2 separate regions of the Homo sapiens genome follow, and region 2 is linked to region 1. Evidence: chromatin loops called from intact Hi-C (ENCODE). Cell type or tissue: psoas muscle. All regions are shown on one strand.

What was found. Hi-C counts contacts between places; a loop is a spot of excess contacts. Peaks named below come from ENCODE experiments on the same cell type or tissue, not always from the same donor. Only the 100,000 strongest peaks of a DNase experiment are listed, where the experiment ranks them.
Region 2: a loop joins it to region 1, with 2.0 times the contacts of the local background. A loop is called at or near these places in 5 of 110 quality-filtered maps.

The regions. Positions count from the first base shown.
Region 1 is chr1:229,861,046-229,869,045 of GRCh38, reverse strand. It overlaps LOC105373162 (a long non-coding RNA gene), which reads left to right and starts at 2,084. Exons shown (of 4, transcript XR_001737830.1): 1 at 2,084-2,287. In psoas muscle, no CTCF peak of the experiment used is centred here; DNase peaks (open chromatin) are centred at 3,608, 4,725 and 5,215; H3K4me3 peaks cover 1,937 bases; H3K27ac peaks cover 5,396 bases.
Region 2 is chr1:230,173,230-230,181,229 of GRCh38, reverse strand. GALNT2 (polypeptide N-acetylgalactosaminyltransferase 2) reads right to left here. Exons shown (of 16, transcript NM_004481.5): 2 at 2,919-3,012. Among named protein-coding and RNA genes, the nearest start is that of GALNT2, 110 kb to the right of the region's middle. RefSeq lists a silencer at 5,029-5,256. In psoas muscle, no CTCF peak of the experiment used is centred here; a DNase peak (open chromatin) is centred at 3,919; H3K4me3 peaks cover 722 bases; H3K27ac peaks cover 1,315 bases.

The sequences.
Region 1 (8,000 bases):
TTCCCCATCTCTGCTACTGGTTTCTCTCCTTTCTGCTCCCTCAGTTTGGGTCATTCTGAGGGGGTCCCACCACCTCCCTCTCCTCCTACTGCACGCACTTCCCCTGGGCCCCTTCATCCCAGCCCGTGGCTTCACTCTGCACTGCACATAATGAGTGACATCGTCACCTTTGCATTTCTCCAGCATGAGAGTTACTGTTGACCCTTGTACAATGCGGGAGCTCGGGGGTGCCGACCCTGCGCAGTAAAAAATTCATGTATAAATTTTAACTCCCCAAAAGCTTAACTACTAATGGGGTACAGTTGACCAGAAGCCTTACTGATAACATAAACAGTAAATTAACACATATTTTGTATGTTTTGTGTATTATATACTGTGTTCTTATAATAAAGTAATCTAGAGAAAAGAAAATACTACTAAGAAAATCATACGGAAAAGAAAATACATTTTTTATTAAGTGGAAGTGGAGCATTGTAAAGGTCTTCATCCTCATTGTGTTCATGTTGAGTAGGCTGAGGAGGAGGAAGGAGGAGCTGGTCTTGCTGTCTCAGGGGTAGCAGAGGTGAAAAAATAATCCCTATATAAGTGGACCTGGGCAGTTCAAACCCGTGTTGCTCAAAGGTCAACTGTACTATGAATATTTCAAAAAGGTTCTTAGAAATCTAAAACATCAGAGCCAAAAAGCACTTAGAGGTGACTTGGTGAGAACTGCTTTAGTTAAAGATAATAATGAAAGAAAATAATAATGTATAGTATGTTCCATGGACTGTCCTAAGCCCTTTCCATATATTAACTAATTTAATCCTCACACCAACCATCAGAAGAGGTGGTATTATTACCCCTACTTCACATTTGAGGGCCCTGAGGCCCAGAGGGGTTGAAAGGCCATGCCCAAGTTCTCTTAGGGAGTGTGTGGCAGAGCCAGGGTTCATGCCCAGGCAGCCTGGGTCCAGATTACAAGATGTTCAAGGTTAAAATCAAATTAACCACTTGGCGTAATCAAAATCCCACACAGTCCAGCCCCACTCACCTCCCCAGGTATTTGACAGACTGAGCCCAAACCTGCTTTCATCTTACCCACATTGACCTTTGTACTGCATCCCCTCTGGCTGGCCGCAGTGCCTTTGCACATGCTATTCTCTGCTTCAGGCAGTCATCCCCACCCACTTTCTTCTAGTCCACACCATTCGTCCTTGTGGTTTCTGCTGCTGAAGCTTTCCCTACTTTCTTAGGTTAGGGCAAAATTTCCTCTTACAGCCTGTAGTACCTTGCAGTTTCATATCTGTTGTGATAATTCAGCTAACATCAGCCTCTCACTACACTAGAAACTGCAGGAGGAAGGAATAAGGTCTGCTTGCTGCTGACTCTTCCCGGGCTGGCACAGCGCCTGGGCCATTGGTATCTGTGGGGGAAATAACTGGATGGCAGGACCCATGCCTCTCCTGAATCCCAACCTATGTTTTCCTGGGATTCTAGGCTTTTCCCCTCCATTACCGTTGAGGAAAATAGCCCTAGTAACCAGCAAAAAAGCCTGGTATTATATCTCCTGGGTATAGAAAAGACATCAGATGTTTTTCTCTCTGGTCTAAATTTCTTTTTATTCTCTCTGTAAATCTAGAAAAGTATTCACATTTCATTAAATTGATTCAGATTGAATCTAAATGAGGGTTAAATATAATTTTCTGAATGCTACCAACCTATAATTCCTGTGTCTAAATAAAAATAACCAACAGTTTAAAATGAGGTGATGGGTGAGATTTCATTTGGTGGTTTGAAGCCCTCTGAATTTGCTACAGATAATCAGATTTGCCACAGAAAGTATTTGTATGCTTTCTTTACTTGTGCTTAATATTGGCCCACTTTTTTTTTTTTCTTTGAGACAGGGTCTTGCCCAGGCTGGAGTGCAGTGGCACAAAGCTCACTGCAGCCTTGAACCTGTGGGCAAGTGATCCTTCTGCCTCAGCCTCCCAAGTAGCTGGGACTACAGGAATGCAACACCACAACCGGCCTTTTTTTTTTCATTTATAGGGATGGGTCTCAGCGTGTTGCCCAGGCTGGCCTCAAACTCCTAGCCTCAAATGATCCGCCCACCTCAGCCTCCTAAAATGCTGAGATTACAGGCATGAGCCACCCTGCCCAGCCTGGCCTGGTTCTTTTACAAAACATTCTAGATGTTTATGACTCACGTGTCTTTGGTACAAAAGAGGGGTGGGGGAAACAGGGTGTGTCCGGAATTGGTGGGTTCTTGCTCTCACTGACTTCAAGAATGAAGCCGCAGACCCTCACGGTGAGTGTTAACAGCTCTTAAGGTGGCGCGTCTGGAGTCTGTCCCTTCTGATGTTCAGATGTGTTGGGAGTTTCTTCCTTCTGGTGGGTTCGTGGTCTCGCTGGCTCAGGAGTGAAGCTGCAGACCTTCACAGTGAGTGTTACAGCTCTTAAGGTAGCACGTCTGGAGTTGTTCATTCCTCCCGGTGGGCTCATGGTCTTGCTGGGCTCAGGAGTGAAGCTGCAGATCTTCGCCGTGAGTGTTACAGCTCATAAAAGCAGCGTGGACCCGAAGAGTGAGCAGTAGCAAGATTTATTGCAAAGAGCGAAAGAACAAAGCTTCCACGGTGTGGAAGGGGACCCAAGAGGGTTGCCAATGCTGGCTCCGGCAACCCGCTTTTATTCTCTTACCTGGCCCCACCCACATCCTGCTGATTGGTAGAGCCGAGTGGCCTGTTTTGTCAGGGTGCTGATTGGTGTGTTTACAATCCCTGAGCTAGATACAAAGGTTCTCCACGTCCCCATCAGATTAGTTAGATACAGAGTTTCGACACACAGGTTCTCCAAGGCCCCACCAGAGCAGCTAGATACAGAGTGTCGATTGGTGCATTCACAAACCTTGAGCTAAACACAGGGTGCTGATTGGTGTGTTTACAAACCTTGAGCTAGATACAGAGTGCCGATTGGTGTATTTACAATCCTTGAGCTAGACATAAAGGTTCTCCACGTCCTCACCAGAGCAGCTAGATACAGAGTGTCGATTGGTGCACTCACAAACCTTGAGCTAAACACAGGGTGCTGATTGGTGTATTTACAATCCCTGAGCTACATGTAAAGACTCTCCACGTCCCCACCAGACTCAGGAGCCCAGCTGGCTTCACCCAGTGGATCCCGCACCAGGGCTGCGGGTGGAGCTGCCTGCCAGTCCTGCGCCGTGCGCTCGCATTCCTCAGCCCTTGGGTGGTCGATGGGACTGGGCACCGTGGAATAGAGGGTGGTGCTCGTCGGGGAAGCTCGGGCCGCACAGGAGCCCATGGAGTGGGTGGGAGGCTCAGGCATGGCGGGCTGCAGGTCCCGAGCCCTGCCCCGTGGGAAGGCAGCTAAGGCCCGGTGAGAAATCGAGCGCAGCGCCGGCAGGCTGGCACTGCTGGGGGACCCAGTACACCCTCCGCAGCCACTGGCCCGGGTGCTAAGCCCCTCACAGCCCGGGGCCGCAGGGCCGGCCGGCCGCTCCGAGTGCGGGGCCCGCCAAGCCACCCCACCCAGAACTCCAGCTGGCCGGCAAGCGCCGCGCACAACCCCAGTTCCTGCTCGCGCCTCTCCCTCCACACCTCCCTGCAAGCTGAGGGAGCCAGCTCTGGCCTTGGCCGGCCCAGAAACGGGCTCCCACAGTGCAGCGGCGGGCCGAAGGGCTCCTCAAGTGCCGCCAAAGTGGGAACCCAGGCAGAGGAGGCGCCGAGAGCGAGCGAGGGCTGTGAGGACTGCCAGCACGCTGTCACCTCTCAAGGGGATATGGGATGAGCCAGATACCCCAAAATATCTTCCTAAACTCCACAGAAGGGAGCGAGGCAGGGCAGAGGGCACCAAGGGAGGTGCCCCGTGAGATTCTGCACAGAGGGTTCGAATGACAGGGCCTTGCTGTGAAAGTCACCGAGTGCGCTTGTTTTTGTTTGGGTGGAAATCACTCAGAATAACATGGCTCGCTGCACTCAGATGCCAGCTCTTGGGATGATATTAAATCTCCCTACTGAATACAAAGTCTCCTGTTAAAAAGCAATCAAAATAATCCTCAGGAACAGGTGGACGATAAATTAATGAGCACAATCTTTTCCTTCAAATTGAGCTGGGGAAGAAATTAATTACTGGGCAAACCGGTAACAAAGAGGGATCCCCGCCTCCTGCAGCCTTGGAGCCCTCTGTGATTTTGTTCTCCCGAAATCTAATTTCCATGAAACACTTCAGGGAAGTGTGTATCGCAGCATAAGAATTTCTTAGCAGGCGTGCTAATATGAACGCCATAATTCCCCAGTAAGGAGATCTCGCTCTGCTCGAAAGGCCTGGGACTGACAAGGATGATATTTCAGAGAGGTCTGCAGTTCGTTCCCAGACACTGTTAATAACCACCATACAGATTAAATGAGGACTGAGCTGGTGGGACTGGACCCCCGGAAGGTGGATATAAATTTTATTTATAGGATAGATATGTACAAATACATAAAATCTTTATTTTCAGTGGCATAACTTCTATATCTGCCTAGAATACAAATACACTTTCCTGGGTGATCCAGTGTCCTTTGCAGAGAGTTTCTAAGGCAGAAGCCTTAGCAATGTCACCCTTGCAGCTATTTATAGGGCCCTGGCACTTGGTGGAAGCTGACTAATGGTGGCATGCCAAATGACACCGAGAACACTGCTGCTGGCCCTAAATCATCCTCTCATGAGTCCACACTCTGTGGCCCTTCTCCCTTCCCAGGCTGGGATGCCGCTTCTGTCTGGGGTTGGGCAGACACGGCCAGGACTCAGCCCCTGTTAAGGGGAAGGAGAAGGAGAGTAATGTTTGCCTGAGCCAGGTCCTGTATTAGGCTACTTACATTAAATCCTCTGGGCCACCTGGGAGGTTGGGCAACTGGCTTCCTTGGCTTGAACACGAAGAAAACAAGACTCAGAGGTTACATTTCTTCCCTCTGGGACAGACCACTGAGACCTGGCTAATAGCAGTGGGATATTCCCGACTCGGTGGCCTTCCTTTGTCCCTTACGCTTCTCACTGCTGTTCAGTGAGTAACACTTGATTTTCTTTATCCTGCTTGACTTTCAGTGAGCAGCTGGATCTCAGCTGGGAAGGAAACCTTGGAAGTGCTCCTAGGACCAGGGCTGGAGGAGCCAGCCGGCCCTGCCCTCCCTGTGGGAGATGCTGACCTCCTCCTAACCTCCCTTTCTGTTTCCAGCCTGTAAAGTGAGGGCGTGAATGCTTAATTTCCCAGGCTGGTGTGAGGAATCGATGGGACAACTCAGTAAACGGCTGACCCCTGCCTGGCACGGAGGTAGTGACAAGCCCTGCCAGGGTGGCCCGAGTGTCCCGGTGCTGGGCCCGCCACTGCCTCTTAGATGTTCTTTCATCTTGGACGTCTGAGAGGCAGTGAAATCGCTTCATTTCTCTGAGTCTCAGTTTCCTCATCTGTGATGTGACAATCACATCCTCTCATGACTTTACGTATAAATCAGTGAAAATGGTAGGTTATTAATTTTTAATTTGAAAAACAGAAATTTTTACAAATGCAAGCCCCATTCTACAATAGTGGGCCACATGGGACTCAAAAGTGATGGGACCCACCCTTAGACCCATTAGGATGGCTATTATAATAAACAAAACAAAATAGAAAACAACAAGTGTTGGTGAGGATATGGAGAAACTGGAACCTTTGTACCCTGTTGGTGGGAATGCAAAATGGTGCAGCCATTGTGGAAAATCACATGGTGGTTTCTCAAAAAATTAAGAATAGAATTGCCATGTGAGTATATTCCACTTCGGAGGATACACCTGAAAGAATTGAAAGCAGGGTGTCAAAGAGATACTTGTGCACCCATGTTCACAGCAGCACTATTCACAATAGTGAAAGGAAGGAGTAACCTACGTGTCCACTGGTGAAAGAAGGAACAAACAATACGTGCTCCACATACAATGGAACATTATTCAGCCTTAAAAAGAAGGAGATTCTGGCTGGGCGCGGTGGCTCACGCCTGTAATCCCAGCACTTTGGGAGGCTGTGGCGGGCAGATCCCCTGAGGTCAGGAGTTCCAAATCAGCCTGGCCAACATGGCAAAACCACATCTCTACTAAAAATATAAAAATTAGCTGGGCGTGGTGGCACACACTTGTAGTCCCAGCCACTCGGGAGGCTGAGGCAGGAGAATAGCTTCAACCTGGGAGGCAGAGGTTGCAGTGAACAGAGATCATGCCATTGCACTCCAGCCTGGGCAACAGAGTGAGACTCTGTCTATAAAAAAAAAAAAAAAGAAAGAAAAAAGAAAAAGAAAAGAAGGAGATTCCTGCAACATGGGTGAAACCTCAGGACATCATGCTCGGTGAAATCAGCCAGTCACATAAGAACAAGTAACAGTATGATTTCACTTATATGAGGTACCCAGAGAGTCAAATTCATAGAGACAGAAAGTGGAATCGTGGCTGCCAGGGTTGTGGGAGGGAGAATGTGGAGTTCGTGTTTAAGGAGTACAGAGTTTCAGTTTGGGACGATGACAGAGTTCTGGAAGATGGATGTGGTGAAGGCCGTGTAACAACGAGAAAGTACTTAATGTCACTGGACTGTTAAAAAAAATGGTTAAAATGGTAAATTGGTTAAAAAAAAAGAGGAGGGTTTTTAAAATGTTTCCCTTCCCACTCTGCCTTTGCCTGCTTCTCTCAGGCAGGGCCAGCTTAGCCATGAGAAGCTGACCCCTTCGACATCGACTGTCTTGTTTTAGACAAGAAGACTCAGAGAATAAACAGGCTTTGTCCGGGCAGTTTACATCGGTGGGAGGGAAGTGAGCTCAGGGCGGGCTTGCCTGAGCTGGAGTCCCTGCCGTGGCCTTCCTCAGCAGGCCTCAGCTTTCTCCCCGTTACACTGGGGGTGATGATAATGACACATCTCAGAGGTGGTGAGGTTTGAATGAGCGAACACACAAAACGTCTCACAGCCTGTGGCATGCATAAGCAACTCAATAAGTCTTAGCTATTAGTATTTTACATGTAAAAAGAGAGAAGGAAGGAACCACTTCTATTATTCCAGCTTACATGGAAAATAAAGTGGTCTGTGCAAGCAGCTTAATGCAGCTGCTGGCAAAATTTGGTTTGCCCTTCCAAAGTCAGCCCAGAGAGTCTGCTGGGGCACTCTCTGTGTAGCTGGTGGGACCTCTATATGCACAGGAAGGTCCACTGCACCCCAGATACCCCTTTCCCAAGGGGAGCCTCTGGAGCCTGCCTTACCTGGGAGGGAAAGACAGAGGAAGAATTATCTCTTCTCCCTGCCCCGTTAGTCTCGGGAAACTTCACAGGCTTGTGACAACCTGCTCCCCTTTCACCTCCCACTCCTCCTTGCCTGCCACAGGGGAGGATGAACTGAACTCAAAAAATGACTGTTCATGGCACAAAGCCTAATGTATTACTGGGGCCATATTCATGGCACCAGCATAATGACAGCCTCAGATCTAATCACATAAATATGAACGTTGAGATTTGGACAAATCATGACCTTGTTGCTGTGTTCCATCGCTAAATCCAGAAGAAAGTGTTCTACACTATAACTATGTAGGAAGCCGGGGTAAAACACCAAAGATCATTTAAACTGAGATGAAGCTGGCAGAAGCTTCTTAATGCTGCACGCAGTTGAGAGGTAGAGACTCAAATCACCCTTTAAGAGCTGATAGTGCCTGTGTTCTAAGAAACCCACCCTACATGAACAAGTGACCATTAACCACAAGTCAGAATCTGAGAGTTGGGTCTGGGGAAGCAGGTGTGGAGGGGTGACGAAGTGGGGTTGTCACTCTGCAGCCCTTGCTGATTTGATTTAAAAAAAAAAAAGAGTTTCAAGTGTATGTTTGGGTGGAGATGAAAATGTTCCTTCACAAACAGCTGCTCCAACAAATCAGAAACCAAAGCTGGGGGCCTGGAGTGGCCCCAGCTGAGCTGATTCATCCTAGACTGCCCTGACGGTCTATATGTGGAGTTATCTAAGACAA
Region 2 (8,000 bases), 310 kb before region 1:
CCTGCAGCTAACATCATACTTAATGGTGAAAAACTGGAAACTTTCCCACTAAGATCAGGAACAAGGCAAAGATGACCCCTCACCACTCTTCTTCAACACTGTGCTGGAAGTCCTAGCTAATGAAATAAGACAAAAAAAAAAGTATAAAGATTGGAAGAAAATAAATAAAATCCTATTTGTTCATAGATCACATGATTGTCTGTGCAGAAAACCTGAAACAATGAACAAAAATTTCCTAGGACTAATAAACAATTACAGCAAGGTTACAAGATGTGAGGTCAATATACAAAAGTCAACTGCTTTCCTATATACCAGTAACAAAGGAGTGGAATGTGAAGTGAAAATCACAAGACCATTTACATTAGAAACTCCCAAAATGAAAAACTTAGGTACAAATCTGACAAAATATGTATAAATTCTGTATGAGGAAAACTACAAAATTCTGATAAAAGGTATCAAAAGAATTAAATGAAAAAATATTTGACATTCATGGGGAGTAAGACAATATGGTCAAAATGTCAGTTAATCTCAACTTGATCTATAGATTCAATGCAATTAGAGCCAAAATCCCAGCAAGTTGTTTTGTGGATATTAACAAACTGATTCTAAAATTTACAAATTTATATGGAACAGCAAAAGATCTGGAATAGCTAAAACTACCTTGAAAGAAAACAAAGGTGACTAACACTACTCGGCTTCAAGACTTTACATGAAGTCATGGTAATCAAGGCAGTGTGGTAGTGGCAAAATAACAGAAAAATAGACCAATGGAAGCAAATAAAGAGCTCCAATATAGAACCATACGAATATTGCCAACTGATCTCTGACAAAGGAGCAAAGGCAATAAAGCGGAGAGAAGAGAGTCTCTTCAGCAAATGTTTCTGGAAGACCTGGACACTCACATGCCAAAAAAAAAAAAAAAAAAAAAAAAAAGAACCTAGACACAGCTCTTACACTTTTCACAAAATTAACTCCAAATGAATCACAGACCTAAATGTAAAACACCAAAGTAGGCCAGGCGTGGTGGCTCCCGCTGTAATTCCAGCACTTTGGGAGGCCGAGGCGGGCGGATCACCTGAGGTCAGGAGTTTGAGACCAGCCTGGCCAACATGGCAAAACGCTGTCTCTACTAAAAATACAAAAATTAGCTGGGCTTGGTGGCAGATGCCTGTAATCCCAGCTACTGGGAGGCTTAAACAGGAGAATCGCTTGAACCTGGGAGGTGGAGGTTGCAATGAGCTGAGATTTCACCACTGCACTCCAGCTTGGGCAACAGAGTGAGACTCTGTCTCAAATAAATAAGTAAATACACCAAAGTATAAAACTCATAGAAGATAACATAGAAGAAAATCTAGGTGACCTTTTTGTCATGGTGAAGACTTTTTAGAGAAAACACCAAAGGCGTGACAATGAAGGAAATAATTGATAAGCCAGATTTTAATCAATTAAAATCTTCTAGGACACTATCAAGACAATGAGAAGACAGGCCACAGACTAGGAGAAACATTTACAAAACCCATATCTGATAAAGGACGATTATCCTAAATGTATACAGACTCTTAAAACTCAACAATAAGAAAATGAACCACTGGATTAAAAATGCGCAAAAGGAGTGAACACCTCAGAAAAGAAAATATACAGATGGCAAATAAGCCTATGAAAAGATGCTCAACATCATATGTCATTAGAGAATTGGAAATAAAAACAAAAGTGAAATACTACTCCACACCTATTAGAGTGGCCTAAATCCAGAACACTGGCAACACCAAATGCTGGTGAGGATGTAGAGAAACAGGAACCCTCACTCACTGTGGTGGGAATGGAAAATGGAACAGCCACTTTGGAAAACAACTTAGCAGTTTCTTACAAAACTCAGCATACTCTTACCATATGATCCAGCAATCATACCCTTTGGTATTTACCCAAATGAGCTGAAAACTTATGTCTACACGAAAACTGGTACATAGATATTTATAGTAGCTTTAATCATAATTGCCAAAACTTGGAAGCAACCAAGATGTCCTTCACTAGGTGAATAAACAAACTAATACACCCAGACAATGGAATGTTAATTCATTAAGAAATGAGCTATCCAGCCATGAAAAGACATGGAGGAACCTTAAATATATATTAAATATTAATATATTAAAATAAATATATATTAAATATATATTACTCAGTGAAAGAAGCTAATCTGAAAAGCTGACATACCCTATGATTCCAACTGCCTGACATTCTAGAAAAGCAAAACTTCAGAGGCAACAAAAGGATCGCTGGTTGCCAGGGGCTGGGGGGAGCAAAGGATGAATGGGCAGAGCACGGAGGACTCTTAAGGCAGTGAAACGACTCTGTATGATACTACAATGGCGGCTAAACGCCATTATGCATTTGTCCAAACCCACAGAATGTGTAACATCGAGAGTGAACCCTAATGTCAACTACAGACTTCGGGTGATGATGACGTGTCAATGCAGGTTCATGGATTGTAACAAATGTACCACTCTGTTGGGGGATACTGACAATGGAGGAGGTTGTATGTGTGTTGGGGGTGGGGGTGCAGGAGGTATACAGGAATTCTCTGTACCTTCCCCTCAGTTTTGTTCTGAAGCTAAAACTGCCCTAAAAAATAAAGTCTATTAAAAATATTTCATGAACTAATATATACTAATATATACTTTCTACTTTAGTCTATTTTTATTTTCTTTTCAACACATTTTGGTCACCTCCTATAAAAGTTTTAACTTGACCACCCACTAATGGGTCCGATGGAAGTTGGCAAAGCAGTGCTTTAGGGCGGTGTCTCCTGCTGACCTATGGAATCCAGCCTCTCCCCACAGACCACCTGCTCCAAGAGCCATGCTCAGTCCACTCCCAATCACGTGCTCAAAGCAAGATGGCTTCCTGGCCCCTGGCAGTACCTGGAGGGAGGGTCTCCATGCTTTGTGCTTTCTCTTCTCCATTGCTGTGATGAAGGTCTTTCTTTTTAATGGGGTCAATTTCATTCCAGTCCTCCTAGGGGAACAAAGACACTGAATGAGTTGACTTGTTCTTCAAGCACACCTTCATTCATCAGTTCAATACATACCGAGTCTTAGGAGAGTTAACACTTGGCCCTGGGGATGCACTGATGAGCAGGAGGGAGGGCACATCTTAAAGACCCCACACACCAGAAATTGTTAGGGAGTCAAGATGCAAGGGGAGAAAAGTATGGGCATGACCTTTCCCAAGGGTTTGCATTTCTCTCTTCATTTTATATTTGTATTGCTTATCTGTGGGAAGGAAATACTCCAAAAACTCCCAGGGCTTTGGGGATTTGTGAGGGTGGGGAAGCGAGATAGGGAAAGTGGATTAAATGAAATAATTCTAGAGTGGTTAAATTAAAGCCATTAAAATGAAGGTAGCTCTCCAGACATCTTAGGTGGTTTATGGACATCTTAGGACCAGATTCTCCCTAAGGGCTCCTTTGAGCTCCCCTCAGAGAGTGTTAAATGATTTAATTCCACTGACTAACACAGGAGCAGGGGGTAGGGCCACCAAGCTTTTTCTAGGACTTACTCTAATAGGACTGCCAATGAAACAGAGATACATATTAAGGACTCAATGTGAAAACAGAATAAGATATAAGCTCTGGCAGAATTTATTCAACTCATCTGGGCAAACAATTTACTCTAATTTATCAACATTAAATCAGACTAAATAACAACTGCACGACCACAGAGCTAAATATATATTTTCCACCACTGGGAATCTGATTTCTGTGACTAAAATAAGAAAGGTTTCTGTATATAACCCAAATCAGAAATAAGCCATGGCTAGTAATTTTCCCACCAGACTCCTGTGAGCCAAGCATTGTCAGCTGGCCATTTTCCTGAGCAGATGCGATTAGGCGGATACGCAACAGTAATCCCTCCCTGCGGGGCGGGGAACCCAGCTCTCCCCGGGTTTATTCCACCAGCACTCCTCTGGACCAGTGCGGACTGTGTGCTGCACGCACGTTCACCACTGGAGACGTTTTGGTTCTTTACTTAAAACGTAAAGTGAGATCTGCAGAAGGGTAAACCTCAGGGCCTGGGCCAAATGACACATTTTTTCCAAATGCAACTTGCTTTGCCAATAATCTGCATTTTTACTCAAGAGGTGCGGTAATTAGACAGAAACTGTGCCTAAGACTCCCCCATCTCTTGGCTAGCTTTTGCTTCCGTTGCTTCTCTAATGAGGCGATACAGCTGGGTTTATCACATCAGGGCTGCCGTGAAAATGGCAGGAAGGGAGGAACTGTAGCCTTGGCGGGCTGGTGAGAGAAACCATTCTGCAGCCGGGGGTCCAAGCCCCACCCACCCAGCAGAACACCTTCCTGGCCTTTAAGTGCCCCATGTACTTTTGCAAGTCTTACCCCACGCTGCAACAAATGTATTAGAATGCAGCTGTATCCCAATTTAAATAATTTTTACTGCAAAAAAGTTTTGAAAAGATATATTTATAACTTGGCTTTTGAGATTACTTGGCTATAAAGAAACTTTCAATTTACTACTGGCACTGATTTTGCGGGAACCCTGGCAGATAGGCAACGGTGAGAGAATTTAACCCACCAACTGGCTTTACAAAGTAAGGAGATACATGTGAATACGAAATCAGCAAGTAATGAAATTACCACAGTCACACTCTGCAGACTTTTAATTACGCATTAATTTTTATTTTGAGGCTTGATTGTAGCATTGTGGCTGATAATTCCCACCTCTCAACCCCCACCCCAGCATCTGGCCTTCTATGTACACCAGCTAATGGATCAAATCATTTAAACTTGTAGCTGAATAAAATCAAAAGTGAACACTGCCAGTGGGGCTGGTGACTCTAGCATATTTTCTACATGTAAAAATAAAGTCATCATCTGTAGTCATTATCTGACATTTGCAGGTCAACCATCAGTGTTTTCCCAGAAAATAAACTTTTTTTTTGTGCCCACAAATAAGATTGATTTGCCCACAGGTAACACTCCTCACCCTCCCTTCTTCCTTCCAATCAATGATGCCTACTATAAAACTAGTGCAGGGTGAGCACTCCTCAACCTCCCTTCTTCCTTCCAATCAACGATGCCTACTATAAAACTAGTGCAGGGTGAGTTCATGCCCATATAATTAGGGCATGACAAGGTACCAAGCAGATGGAACAAGCCCTGCCATTTACGAATACCTACTATGCGCCAAGCATTGTGCATTGACCCTCTCTCATTCCTGCATTTTATAATTCCTGTCTTACAATGAGGACACATAAGATAGGCTAAGCAATTTGTCCAGGTTACGCAGCTGGTAAAAAGCTAAATCTGGCCCTTTATGTAAGTCAGAGTGGGAATGACAGGCTAGGGCTCGATTTAAACTAAATTATAAGAGCCTGATTCTCAAAATGTCATAAAAACCCAAGAATACATTTCTAGGAGGTCACTCACATAGGACTGTTTTGTTCTGGACTCCCAGGCCAAAACCTGCAGATTATCATCTTAAATACCTGCTCCTACAGTAAAAATGGGGAAGGGGAAGAGGAGCCCCCAAGGAGAAGGAGGGGGAGGACAGTGAGGAGGAGGAGGGGGAGAGGGAAAGGAGGAGGAGGGGAGAGGGAGGGGGAGGAGGAGGACGAGGAGGGGACGAGGAGGGGAGGAGGCAGAGGAGGAGGGGAAGGAGGGGGAGGGGAGGACAATGAAAAGGAGGAACCACCATGGTGACTGCTGCCTAACACAGTATTTACGAGGTGCCAAGCCCCACTCTGGACACTGCACATATGCTCATCTTCCTGCAATGCTATTACTATTCCAATTTTACAGGTGAGGAAGCCAAGGCACTGAACATTTAGTGTTCGTATGAGGCTGGATCCACACCCTGGGGAGCTCAGGGCTGGAGTTTATGGTCTCAGTCATTTAGCTGTACTGCCTCTAGATAAGATAGCTTCCTCCCTCCCTCAACTAAATAGCCAAAGTTCAATTAAGACATTGTACTAACCATTCATCTCAGAATATGTCTGGTCACTAGAAATAAATTCCTACAAAGATGGCTGACTAGGTTCACTGGCTGATGGAGCACCCACACTCAACCCACCACTGGTCTGTAGATGCTTGTCTTGTCCCACTCTCTTCTCTCCACCCCTACCGAAGGCCTTGGCCTGGTATTAAGAAAGTCAGCTCCTAGAGACACAGCAGGGGCCAGGCATCTTGGCCTGTGCTGTGCAAAGACACCCACAGACAAGCGTGGGGAACAACGGCCCAGAGGCACAGGCCCCGCGTAGAACAGGGCCCCCAGGAAGGCTGTACACGGAAGTGGTACCTCGGTGGAGACCTAAGGGAGGCAAGAAGGAACAATGGGGACTAGCGGTGGTGGGTGTACCAGACAGATGGAACAAGGGAAAGATCAAAAACAGGAGGGCACGGAAGCGGCAGGATAGTCTGAGACCTGTATTCTAGAAATATCACTATGGCTATAAGGTGGGGGCAGACTAGAGGGCACAAGAGAGCCCAGGAGGCCATTTCAGTAATGCAGCAATGGGAAGATGGCATGCTGGACCCAGTCCAGGTCCCGGAGGGACAGAGCGGAGACAGGTGCAGCTAGGAGGGGCTGGCAATGCAGCAGGAGGAGTGCGAAGGGGAAGAAGAATCAAAGACGGCCCCAGGTTTCTGACTGCAGCACTTCCTACACAGGTGTGATGTCCACCGAGAAGAAATGCAAGACAGTTGCTGGGGAGGGTAAGAAGCAGTGCTAGGAAATATAGAGGAGTTTGGTTTGGAAATGATGAAGCTACTGTGAGATACCAAGAGGAGGCATCTGCAAACAGATGGAGGCACAAATCTGGGGTTGTGAAAAGGCCCCGGGTAATTAAAGCTACTGGTGAGCAGGAGGGAGACCACTCAGGGAAGGTGAGGTGTCAGTGCAGGGGAGAGGAGAGGCCAATGCTGCAGGGACAAGTAGGAAAGGAGGAGACCCCGCATGACACGTGGGGAGCAGCACTGGCCTCGGAGCCAGAGCCTTGGGTTCCAGCCACGCCTCTGCCAATGGCAGTGGGTGTTGGAGTCTAACTTCTCTAAGATTAGGAGGCTGGGCTCAATGCCTCTTGCACAGCGGGTCCCTGCCTGCCCAGTGTTCTTGTGTAGGTGATACATTCAGTTAGCACTTGGGGGTCTTTTACATTTGCTACCTGCTTCGCCCATGTTTGATATCCAAAAAGATTTCAGGTTCTTTGAGGGTAAGGAAAGCTGTCATATTCCTTCTGTATCCTTATGGTACCAAGTGCGCTGGTGGCCTTACAATAGTTGCTCAATAATAAATGCAGCTGAAAAAAAAAAATCCTCGCCCTACTTACTCAGATTGATTGTACTGGCTTCGCCTACTCTGCAGTGGAAGTTTTTCGTTACAATCCCCCTCCCATACATTTACATACATTATAAGACTTATTTACACTAGCATCAGTGCCGCTCAAAAATGGAAATGTACTGAATGCAAATGTATGAAGAAGGCTCTTGCGCCCAGTAGCCACTGGTATCCTGGCTGTGCTACCAACAGATCTGTGTGTTTTCTCCCTTTTAAGGGGAAACTGATGCAGTGACAGACAGGTCCTCTTTTTAGTGACAAGTATAAACTACTGAGATTAGACAAGTCATGATGTGGTTTATGCTGGGTCAAAAGTTGCAGAGAATTCAAAGCCTGTGATCTTGTAAGCCCGCTTTGATTTCCCAGGATGCAGACCCATCTCTGCTTTGTTTCCACCACCCTCAAAGGAGGGATGTTGACAGTGAATGCAGAATGATTACCCCACAGACAGATGGTGCTTCAGGAAAGTGTAGACAAGGGAGGGCTCAGCAGCTCTGACCAAATACTGCATTCCATCAGGGAAGTTTAACCAGAGGTCTAGGATGCCCTGCCAACCAAATGAGAAACATGGGACAGGAGAACGCTGCTGCCCTGCCTGGCATCACCCCTTGGTCTAGAGTATTGGATGCATCCACACGCAGCCTCTGGAAA